2 separate regions of the Homo sapiens genome follow, and region 2 is linked to region 1. A link is an interaction called in ENCODE POLR2A ChIA-PET data of the cell type or tissue named here. Cell type or tissue: CD4-positive, alpha-beta T cell. All regions are shown on one strand. Each heading gives the region's core, and the rest is flanking DNA. Links, peaks and the distances in the headings are about the cores only. Region 1 overlaps SEPTIN9 (septin 9). Region 2 overlaps SEPTIN9 (septin 9).

The links. Peaks named below come from ENCODE experiments on the same cell type or tissue, not always from the same donor. Only the 100,000 strongest peaks of a DNase experiment are listed, where the experiment ranks them.
Region 2: POLR2A ChIA-PET joins it to region 1 with 5 read pairs; 18 of 35 experiments call an interaction of 5 or more read pairs at or near these places.

What each region holds. Positions count from the first base shown.
Region 1 is chr17:77,463,252-77,468,616 of GRCh38, reverse strand. The region is part of intron 3 of SEPTIN9 (septin 9); the gene reads right to left. Among named protein-coding and RNA genes, the nearest start is that of MIR4316, 69 kb to the right of the region's middle. RefSeq lists enhancers at 1,107-1,859, 1,860-2,611, 2,563-2,692, 3,293-3,352. In CD4-positive, alpha-beta T cell, for the core only: no CTCF peak of the experiment used is centred there; DNase peaks (open chromatin) are centred at 2,806 and 3,186; H3K4me3 peaks cover 1,481 bases; H3K27ac peaks cover 2,736 bases.
Region 2 is chr17:77,310,188-77,315,552 of GRCh38, reverse strand. The region is part of intron 2 of SEPTIN9 (septin 9); the gene reads right to left. Among named protein-coding and RNA genes, the nearest start is that of SEPTIN9-DT, 31 kb to the right of the region's middle. RefSeq lists enhancers at 365-1,200, 4,991-5,365. In CD4-positive, alpha-beta T cell, for the core only: no CTCF peak of the experiment used is centred there; no DNase peak of the experiment used is centred there.

The DNA.
Region 1 (5,365 bases), core at 271-5,270:
GTGCCTCAATGTTCTTACATGTGAAATGGGATAATAACATCTGTCTCATAAGAATGCTGGGGATCAAATGAGATATTTATTTATGAAGCACATAGTGTTGTGCCTGGTCAGTAAATGCTTGAAGTCTTTGTTAACAAAACACACGCCCCTAACCTACTCTTCAGCTTCCATCCACGCACAGCCTCTCTGGCTGCCTTTCAGCTCTTCCAACAAGGCTACCCACAGAGGTCCTCCCTGCCGGGACCATCCCTTCCCCATGCTGTTCCTAGAACTCCCACTTGTTTTCCCGGGATAGCTCATCTACACTGGGTTCCTCAGTTTTTGTTTTGTTTTGTTTTGTTTTGTTTTTTTTGAGATGGAGTCTCACTCTGTCGCCCAGGCTGGAGTGCAGTGGCACTATCTGGGCTCACTGCAAGCTCTGCCTCCCGGGTTCACGCCATTCTCCTGCCTCAGCCTCCTGAGTAGCTGGGATTACAGGCGCCCGCCACCACGCCCGGCTAATTTTTTATATTTTTAGTAGAAACGGGGTTTCACCGTGTTAGCCAGGATGGTCTCGATCTCCTGACCTCGTAATCCGCCCGCCTCTGCCTCCCAAAGTGCTGAGATTACAGGCTTGAGACACCACGCCCAGCCTAGGTCCCTCAGTTCTTACACACGTGGCCCTCCGATTGCTGTCTGGGGTCTGTCGCATTCACTACCCACAAAACCTTACACGTCCGAAGCACCCAGTAAGACGCTGTGAATGAGTGAATGAATAAATGAATGAATGGCCAGTCTGCTGTCCTTTCGTCCGGCCCCTCGTCTCTCCCAGACCAGCATGGGGGCAGCCACGGTTCCCGTCTACCCCGGTAACACCGCTCCCTCTGTGCCGGCCGCGCTGGCCAGAGTCCTTTCCCACGGCGTCTCCGCGGCTTCGGTGTGTGGCCGCCTGTGAATGAGACTCATGATTTCCGGCTTCCACCATCCTTCTGGAGCCACAAAGCATTAAGGCGGAAGGATGGATGGGCTTCCTGGGACAGCCGGGGTGGGAGGCCGGTTCAGGAAATTTTCTTCAGGAAATGGTCAGTGTGGGATGAGGCGCCCGGTGGGAGGGGAGTGGAGTGGGGACTTGGGGCCTGGCTGTTCTGCAGCCAGGGACCCTAATCCCCACCCTCTTCCCCGCCCACTCCCCAACCCCAGTGCTGGGCTCAGGGCCCCTGGGGTCTCTCCCAGGAACACAGAAGACACAGTAAGGACCAGGGACACAGGACAGGCAGAGCCCATGGGCAGGAGGCCTCCAGCCAGTACACCTGAGCCTATGCCTGGCTCCAACCAGACACTGAGACCTTGGCCAGGCCACTCCCCACGCTGAGGCAGGGGGGCCCCTTAGAGGCCACTGGTCCCCAAGCACCGCGTGGAAGACATGCCACGGAGAGCTAGCATCTTCTGAGACACCAGCAGAAGGTCAGACGTCTCGCGGCCCAAGGATGACTTGGTCCCAGCGTCTATCCATCTGCCGTCCTGCATGAAAAGCCTGACGTGACATGGCCGGCCCCAGCGGAAGAGTGATTCGGGAACCGGCAGAGCGGATTTAGTAACTGGCAAACTGGATTTAGTAACTGAGACACTGCCAGGGGCTTGGTAGAAGTCCTCTAATGTACCAGACCCAGCCCTGACCCCCACAGAGCCCAGCCGAGCACTAAAAGGTGCAGAGGCCGAGCTGAGCACCAGGGGAACACTGACCCCAGGGCTGACCGGTGCTGTGCGTGCACTCTACAGTTTACAGACGGCTCACATTTACTCGATCGCATCTGACCCTCTCCTGCGAGGCCTTCCTCAGATTCTCCGTTCCCTAAAGTCATCAGTTGTGCCTTCTGAAATCAGAGCAAAGTAATAAAACTGCAGTAATAGCGTGTTCTTATGAACGCTGTGATGTTAGCTGGTTAAATGAGGGAGCCCCCAGGGTCTCCCACACTGCCCCGACCCTGTGTGCCTTCTGGTCCTGGCCTACCCTCCACACCTCCTGCTTCTCTTCTTTCTCCTCCTCCCGAGGACCCAGGGCCTGGGGTTGACCTACTGTGGGACTCCAACGGTGACCTCCTGGAAGAAATGCCCGCTTCTTCCTTCCACCCAGTAGTGACCCCTGGCTCGCTCACGCTCACGCAGCTAACACAGGCAGCAGCCGGAACCTGGAAGCTCCTGGGGTGGGAGCCTGTCCCCTCCCAGGCCCTTCCAGCCCGAACTCCGGGAAGGAGCTACATTCATATGGTAATTTCTCCCAAGGCTGGGAGGGGGAAGGGGCCTGGCCCGGGCCTGACCACTTTCCTGAGGCTGCGCCCACTGGGCCCTCCAAGCCAGCTGGGCTCCTCGGCTGCATCTCTGAGGGATGGTAACAGACTACAGTGCAAACTGCCTACCGGCTGGCTGGGCAGTGGGTGCCCAGATGCGGGCCAGGGCCTTCGCTTTACAGGCTGTGTGGTGGTTTAAAGTGGGCACTTTCATGGGCACACATTTGTGTTACAGTTTACTCGTGTGTGTGTGTGTGTGTGTGTGTGTGTGTGTGTGTGTGTGTGTGTGTGTGTGACAGTCCAGAAACATGGTAACTTATAGCTTCCCCAAGACGTTGGCCCTGGGAGACCTGCCCACCTGGGGGCCCCAGCACTTCCAGCCTCCCCCAGGAAGGTCTTGTCTCCCTTGGTTTGAAGTTGGCCCCAGGGAAGAATCCTCTCAGAAAAATAAAAGTCACTTCCCCCAGCCTCAGCCCAGCCTCCTTCCAGGGGTGAGTTACACCAAACTCACCCTCTCCCTCCCCTCCCACTTCCTCTCTCACGCTGCAACTAGCTGCAAGTGGCTCACCCACCCAGGCCTGCCAGTCTACCACAGAAAAGACACTCGAACTTTGCATTTCCCCTTTCTGACTTGTTCTGGGCTCCAACAGGCAAAGGAAACTGGAAGTCAGCAGCCAGGACCCAGCTGCAGGCCCCCGGGGTCACTCTGCGTCCCCACCCCAGCCCCACCCATCCCTGCGTTGATTCAATGTCCATTCATCCTAGTTCATGGAGCGAGGCCTGGACTCAAGATAAAACAAAGGGGGCTTTGGCCTCCTGGGGCTCACAGTGCCCGGTGCCGGCGAGACAACCTCAGAGCACAGCACAGAGAAATGGCTGCGACACGGACTCGCAGCACCTGGCTGGCCAAGCACAGCAATGCACCCCCACCAGGCCTGGGTCCCTCAGCAGACACATGGCTTAAAGGCTGGTTGGCTAAACCACATGATCTTGCAATTACCCAAGAGAAATGAAAACATGTTCACACAAAAACCTGTAGACCAGCACTCACTGCAGAATTCTTCACAACAGAATTATGCCAAAAAGCAGAAACAACCCAAATGTCCATCAGCAGATGAAGAGATACACAGTGTGGTCTATCCACGATGGAATATTATTCGGCCATGAAAAAGAATGAAGCACCAGCACCTGCTACAATGTGGATGAGCCTTGAAAATATTCTACCAAGTGAAAGGAGCCAGACACCAAGGCCACATACTGTACGATTCCACTTATACAAACTATCTAGAACAGGTGAATTCATAGAGACGAAGGCAGATGAGCGGTGGCTAGGGGCTGAGAGCCCGGAGTTGGGAATGGGGATTGGCTAATGGGGGCAGGGTCTCTTTTGGGGATGATGAAATGTGCTGGGATTAATGGCGATGGCTGTGTAACTGTGATGGTTAATTTCCTGTGTCAGCCGGGCGCAGTGGCTCATGCCTGTAATCCCAGCACTTTGGGAGGCTGAGGCGGGTGGATCACGAGGTCAGGAGATTGAGACCACGGTGAAACCCCATCTCTACTAAAAATACAAAAAAAAAAATTAGCCGGGTGTGGTGGTGGGCACCTGTAGTCCCAGCTACTCGGGAGGCTGAGGCAGGAGAATGGCGTGAACCTGGGAGGCGAAGCTTGCAGTGAGCCAAGATCGCGCCACTGCACTCCAGCCTGGGCGACAGAGCGAGACTCCGTCTCAAAAAAAAAAAAAAAAATTTCTGTGTCAACTGGACTGGGCTATGGGGCACCTAGGTAACCGGTCAAACATTATTCTGAGTGTGTCTGTGAAGGTGTTTTTGGATGAGTTTAATATTTAACCCTTTTACCTTTTAGAAAGTTCAGCTCACTGCCAGCACTCACTTAATTTTACATAAACACGCTCTTTGAGGCTGAAGCAAATCTGACTGGATGCTCTGTGTGAAAATTAAATATAAAAACTGGCCAGGCGTGGTGGCTCACGCCTGTAATCCCAGCGCTTTGGGAAGCCGACATGGGCCAATTATTTGAGGTCAGGGGTTCGAGACTAGCCTGGTCAACCTGGTGAAACACCGTCTCTACTAAAAATACAAAAAATTAGCCACGTGTGGTGGCAGGCACCTTGTAATCCCAGCTAAACTCAGGAGGCTAAGACTGGAGAATCACTTGAACCCAGGAGGCAGAGGTTGCAGTAAGCCGAGATCGTGCCACTGCACTCCAGCCTGGGCAACAGAGAGAGTCCGTCTCAAAAAACAAAAAAATTAAAAAGAAAAAAAATTTTTTAAATTGTTCCTGCAGTTATTTCTAAGCAAAACAACAGAGTCATCTGAGTCGTCTATTCTGGAAAAATCAGATTCATCAAATGAATCTTCAGCCAACAACTGATCAAGAACAATGTTAACATCACTTGTAGGAATGCTGTGTTCTCTAGGATTTGACATTTTCAGCGATCGAGAATTACTATTTTTTTTTAAATTTTATTTATTTATTTATTTTTTGAGATGGAATCTTGCTCTGTCGTCCAGGCTGGAATGCAATGGCGCGATCTCGGCTCACTGCAACCTCTGCCTCCCGGGTTCAAGCAATTCTCCGGCCTCGGCCTCCCAAGTAGCTGGGATTACAGGTGCCTACCACCACGCCTGGCTAATTTTTGTATTTTTAGTAGAGATGGGATTTCACCATGTTGGCCAGGCTGGTCTCCAACTCCTGGCCTCAGGTGATCAGCCTGCCTCAGCTTTCCCAAGTGCTAGGATTACAGGCATGAGCCACCACACCCAGCTGAGAATTACCATTTTTTTTTAAAGGAAATACCACTACTAAAAATGGAATGCTATAAACAGAATGATGTCTTTTGTTTCCAAAGTCGATATACTAGAGTGATGTGAAAATAATAATAAAAGCAAGATACTTCCCGGCAAATTTATCTTGGGGTGAACGCTGCAGCCACAAGCACTGCTGGTGAGTATTCTCGGGGCAAACAGGAAAAGGGTGCAATCAGGAGCCTGGGTAAAGCAGACTGTGTGCTCTGATGGGGGTGGGCCTCACCCGATCAGTTGAAGGCAACAGGGCTTGGAACGCACACTCCAAGA
Region 2 (5,365 bases), core at 250-5,249, 150 kb after region 1:
GCACTTTGGGAGGCCGAGGCAGGTGGATCACAAGGTCAGGGGTTCCAGACCAGCCTGACCAACATGGTGAAACCCCGTCTCTACTAAAAATACAAAAATTAGCTGGGCATGGTGGCGCATGCCTGTAATCCCAGCTATTCAGAAGGCTGAGGCAGGAGAATTGCTTGAACCTGGGAGGTGGAGGTTGCAGTGAGCCTAGATCACGCCACTGCACTCCAGCCTGGGCGACAGCGCGAGATTCCATCTCAAAAAAAAAAAAAAGAAGTTAGGTGGTCATTCTTCAGTCTCTGGCTTGGCCTAGGAACTGCTTCTTTTTCAAGATGCTATCAAATGCCTCCTCCATTAGGAAGCCTTCCCTGGTTGCCCCCTCCACTCCTGTCCTTGCCCCAGAACACGGCCCGGCCCTCACGGACAATCCTGACATCAGAGCCTAATAGAGATTTTCCTCTTCATGGAAATTCATACTCCAAACTGAATATGTGTGCAGGATAAGCCCCTGTTCCCATGTGAAACAAAAGTGAAAGGTGCGGATCACCTGCCTTTCCCCACCCCTTCTCACAACAATCTGGGCTCCACAGGGGCCCAGTAGGAGCCAGGTCCAGTTCAGCCGCCCCAGGTGCACCATCCTGGGCACCAGCGCCTCTGTCCCCTTCCACGAAGCACAGCTTCATCCCCTGGTACCCAGTGGGGAGGGGACACATACCAGGCATTCCCCAGGGTGGACTGTGCTCCCCACACCAGGCCAGGAGGCCCTGGGGCTGGTCCAGCCATCCAGAAAAGGGAGCAGGCGGTCCAGGTGACACTGATGTGGGCAGCAGGGGCCTTCGGGAAAGGGTCTTCGTAGGATCGGCCCCACCTTGCTCCAGGAGTACACACTGGGGAAGGGTGCTGCGCGGAGGTGGAGAGAACGCATCTTTGGCTGAAAGCATGCTTTCTGATGCTCTGGGCTCGGATTTGCTGCCATCTTCCATGTCCCCTCACCTAACACACGTTCCAGTAAATCCTCCATGCTGATGAGCGCCAAGCTATAGAGGACGCACAACCTCTCGCTTTAAAAAGTGACTTTTCCTGCTGGGTGTGGTGGCTCACACCTGTAATTCCAACACTTTGGGAGGCCAAAGTGGGAGGATCACTTGAGGCCAAGAGTTCAAGACCAGCCTGGGCAACATAGAGAAATCCCATCTCTACAAAAAAAAAAAAAAAAAAAAAAAGTCCAGGCACAGTGGCTCATGCCTGTAATCCCAGCTACTTGGGAGGCTGAGGCAGGAGAATCACTTGAACCTGGGAGGCAGAGATTGCAGTGAGCCAAGATCATGCCACTGCACTCCAGCCTGGGCAACAGAGCAAGACTCCACCTCAAAAAAAAAAAAAATTTTTTTTTTTGAAACAGGGCCTTACTCCCTTTGCCCAGGCTGGAGGACAGTGACGTGATCACAACTCACTGCAGCCTCAGCTTCCCGGGTAGCTGGAACTACAGGGCTGTACCACCACGCCCAGCTAACTTTTTGTATTTTTAGTCAAGACGGGGTCTCGTCATGTTGCCCAGGCTGGTCTGGAGCACCTGAGCTCAAGTGATCCTCCCACCTCGGCTCCAAAAGTACTGGGATTACAGGCATGGGTCACCATGCCTAGCCTGAAAACATTTCTTTTAAGAATTAGCCAGTCATGGTGGCGCACAACTGTAGTCCCAGCTACTTAGGAGGCTAAGGCAGGAGGATCCCTTGAGCCTGGCAGGTTGAGGCTGCAGTGAGCTATAATTGTGCCACTGCACTCCAGCCTGGGGGACAGAGAAAGACCCTGCCTAGAAAGAAAAAAGAAAAAAAAAAGACTTTTCCATTCATTTCCTGCTCATCCTCAGACTCAACCACTGAAGTTTGCTTCCCTGAATTAAAAATGAAGGAGCTCCGTCCTGGACTCCCTCCTGCTGACCCTGCTACTGTACCTGCCAGCAGAGCCAGCCAAGACCCTCCAGGCTGGCCCCAGCCTGGCCCGCCTACAGCCTCCCAAGCAAGACGGATTCCCAGGCTGAGGCCAGCTGCATTCCTCTCTGGAATCTTTCTCCACTTTTTATTGTGCCTCAGACTTTGGCTGTTCCTAAATAAATACAATCCAGCTATCTCTGCCCTTGGGGCCGCTGCAGGGTTTACTGGTGCAAACCGCCTGGGCAGGCCTGTTGCTTTAGGAGTCCTTCCAGGTCAGCGTGGAAGGAAACCAAGACAACGGGGAGAAGCAGCCCGGTTGGGCCCAATTCCACTCTCACATGCTCGTGCTCAGCCAACCATCTGGGCTGTAGCCTGACAGGAGCTGGAGCTGGCGCTCCATTCCTAGAGGGGGCCCCCGACTGCCCCTGCAGAGCGAGGGAGGTCTGGGGGTGCAGAGGCCAAGGGCCCTTGCAGAGTTTGCCCCAGGTCCCCTGAGTTTAAGCTTCTCTGCAGCCAACGGAAGACTCCCCCGAGAGCGGGTGTCTTTCATCCTGCTTGCTCAGTAGGTGCCCAGTAACCGTTCACTGGATAAACAATGAATTTGTGGATCCAACGTGAAGATGATCTAAACCAGCGCCCCCCCATAGAACTCTCCGCAATGATGTCAATGTTCTGTATCTGCCGTAGTCAATATGGCAGCCACATGTGGCAGTGAACGCTTGCAATGTGGAAGGGCTACCAAGGCAAAGAGTTTCGCATTTATGTTATAATTTAAACTTAAATAGTCACAAATGCCTAGCGTGTGCCCCGTTATACAGACCCTTTTTGTCACCTTCTTCTCCTCCCTAGAGACATTGCATTCGCCATCAATTTCTTACCCGGGAGGCAAACGGAGAAATGCTACTCTTTAGCCAACGCAAAAGAAGGCCAATATTTGCATTTTAAGCTAGTTTTTTGGGCAATTCTCCCAAGCATCTCCTATCAAGGTCAGTCCAGCAATATTTCCTGACTGCCTGCCACGCACCAGGAAAGCATCCCGCCGTGGCTCTGGTCCGAGGCTATGGAGGACACAGAAATAACCAAGGCCAAGCTGATAGAAGGGGTGTGACAAGATGGCCCAAAGTCACTGAGTCAGCTAGGAGGTCCAGGAGCATGGAAGCCCTGCTTTCCAGAGGACAAGTGGCAACCCATCCAGGGGGGGCCCGAGCACTCAGAGCCAGGAGCGCAGAAGCAGGGGGCTCCAGGCTGGAAAGCGGTATCAGGGCCAGGCTGGGCGGCAGCACGAATCCACCCTCGAGGCTTTGGGGGCGGAAACTAAGGGCTCTATGAGTAAGAAGACCCGGCCCAGGTCTAATGGAAATGATCGGGTGGAGGGATCCTATCACCCGGTCCCCAGCACACAGGGAGGGAAGTGGTAATCGTCCTCTAAATGTTGGCCGTGGAGGGGAAGGAGCCACAGCAGGGCAGGGGTGGGGAGGATGGCACCTGCTGGTCCAAGGAGGGATGATGGAGGCCCAACCAAGACATGACCGTGACCGGGGCAGCCTGTCCAAGGGTCAGTATGCAGAGGGCGAGTTGATGAGATCTTGGCAGCCTGTTGAGACCTGGGGGTGCTGGGGAGGCAGAGGTCAAGGTCAACTCTGAGATTTCCTGCTTGCAAACCTGGGTGGGTGGCAAGGCTGATATCAGAGAAATAGAGGAAGAGTGGGTAGCTATGGGTGAGAGAGGAAGTAATGAACTAGGGGTGCCTGCAAGAGCCCAGGGGCAAGGTCCTCGGGCAGCCAAGATGCTGGTGGTCTCTTCCACGACCAGCTCCCTCCACGTGGCACACTTTTGTCTGCATGGCTGGGCATGGGGCACCTGTTCGTCCGACACACTTTGAGCAGCTACTCTGTGCATTGAGGCAACGTGGCACGGTGCCCTGGGGAAATAGCGAGGAGGCACTGCACAGGCCCCACCCTTCTGGCATTTTCTGTCTCCTGGGGATGGTGGCAGTTAAATAAGTGACAGCCAATTGTCAGGAGAGTTTGGCTCTGATTCACCAGGTGGAGCCAGGCACTCCTGCCGGAAGAGGCATGGGAACTAGCATAGGATGAAGGGAGGCAGCGAGCACCAGCCCAGGCCTTGCCCCCACAGGGCCCTTTTTTCACACCTACTTGTGCAGGCGTCCCCTGTGAGGGCAGAGACACCTGCAGTGCTTGAGGGAGACTTCCTGCGGGCGGGGTCGTCCATCCACAGCGGCCAGGTGGGAGGTGCATCAGTGTCCTGTGGCTGCCATAATGGACCACAGCTGTGGGGCTTGAAAAAATGGAAGCGGGTTCTCTCCCATGCTGGAGGCCAGAGGTCCAAAATCAAGGTGTCAGCAAGGCCACACTCCCTAGGGAGGCTCTGGGGTGGGGTGGGGGGGGGGTCCTTCCTTGCCTCTTCCCAGACGCTCCCTGGCCTGGGGCTGCGTCACTCCATCATCTGCTCCTGCCTTCACGTGGCTCTCCCCGGTGTGTCTGTGGCCTCTCTGCTTCTTTTAAGGACACCAGTTGTTGGATTTAGGGCCCACCCTAATCCAGAATGACCTCATCTCAAGATCCTTAACTACTTACATCTGCAAAGACCCCATCTCCAACTCCCAGGTCACATTCTGAGGTTTTTGGTGGACATGAGTTTGTGGGGGACACGGTTCAACCTAGGACAGAAGGGATGATGGGGGCACTGGGGAAAAGGCCACACACCCCAGAGGTATTGGAAGATGGAAGAGCAGGACCTAGCGACACGGGATGTCAGGCAGAGGAGTTGGCTCCAAGGATCCCAGCCGGGGTCTGAGGGCCAGAGGGAGGGAAGCTCAGGCACCACTGAGATGAAATGCTCCGTGCACCGTGGGAAACAGGGCAAAAGTCCGCTGGACGCTCAGTCAGAGAGGCGGCTGCCTGAGGCACAGAAAATGAGCGAACATGGGAGAGCCTACCAGAAGGCCACTCGGGAGGGCGTGGTGGTAACATCTAGAAGGGCTGAGAAGCGCATCTCCACAGCCCAGCCAAATCCACCTGGGGAAACACACGTTCCCGGCAGCACTAGTAACAGAGAAGACCTTCGGCGATGTCACCAGTGGGCCACGGGACGGGCAAACTCTGCCTCCCCACACAGAGGAACACTCGCTAGCTGCCAAAATAAGTGAACCAAGGCTTCGTGGATCTACACGGATAAGTCTCCACGCCGTCACGTTGTGGGCACAGGCAGGGCAGCCACTGACTCCAGTGAGGCACCAAGGATGTGATGCTGATGACGGCATTCAAGAGGAGACAGACCTAGGCTGCTCAGTCACACGATGCTGATGACCGTATGCAAGAGGAGACCAGGCCGGATGCGGTGGCTCACACCTATAATCCCAGCACTTTGGGAGGCCAAGGCAGGTGGATCACCTGAGGTCAGGGGTATGAGACCAGCCTGAC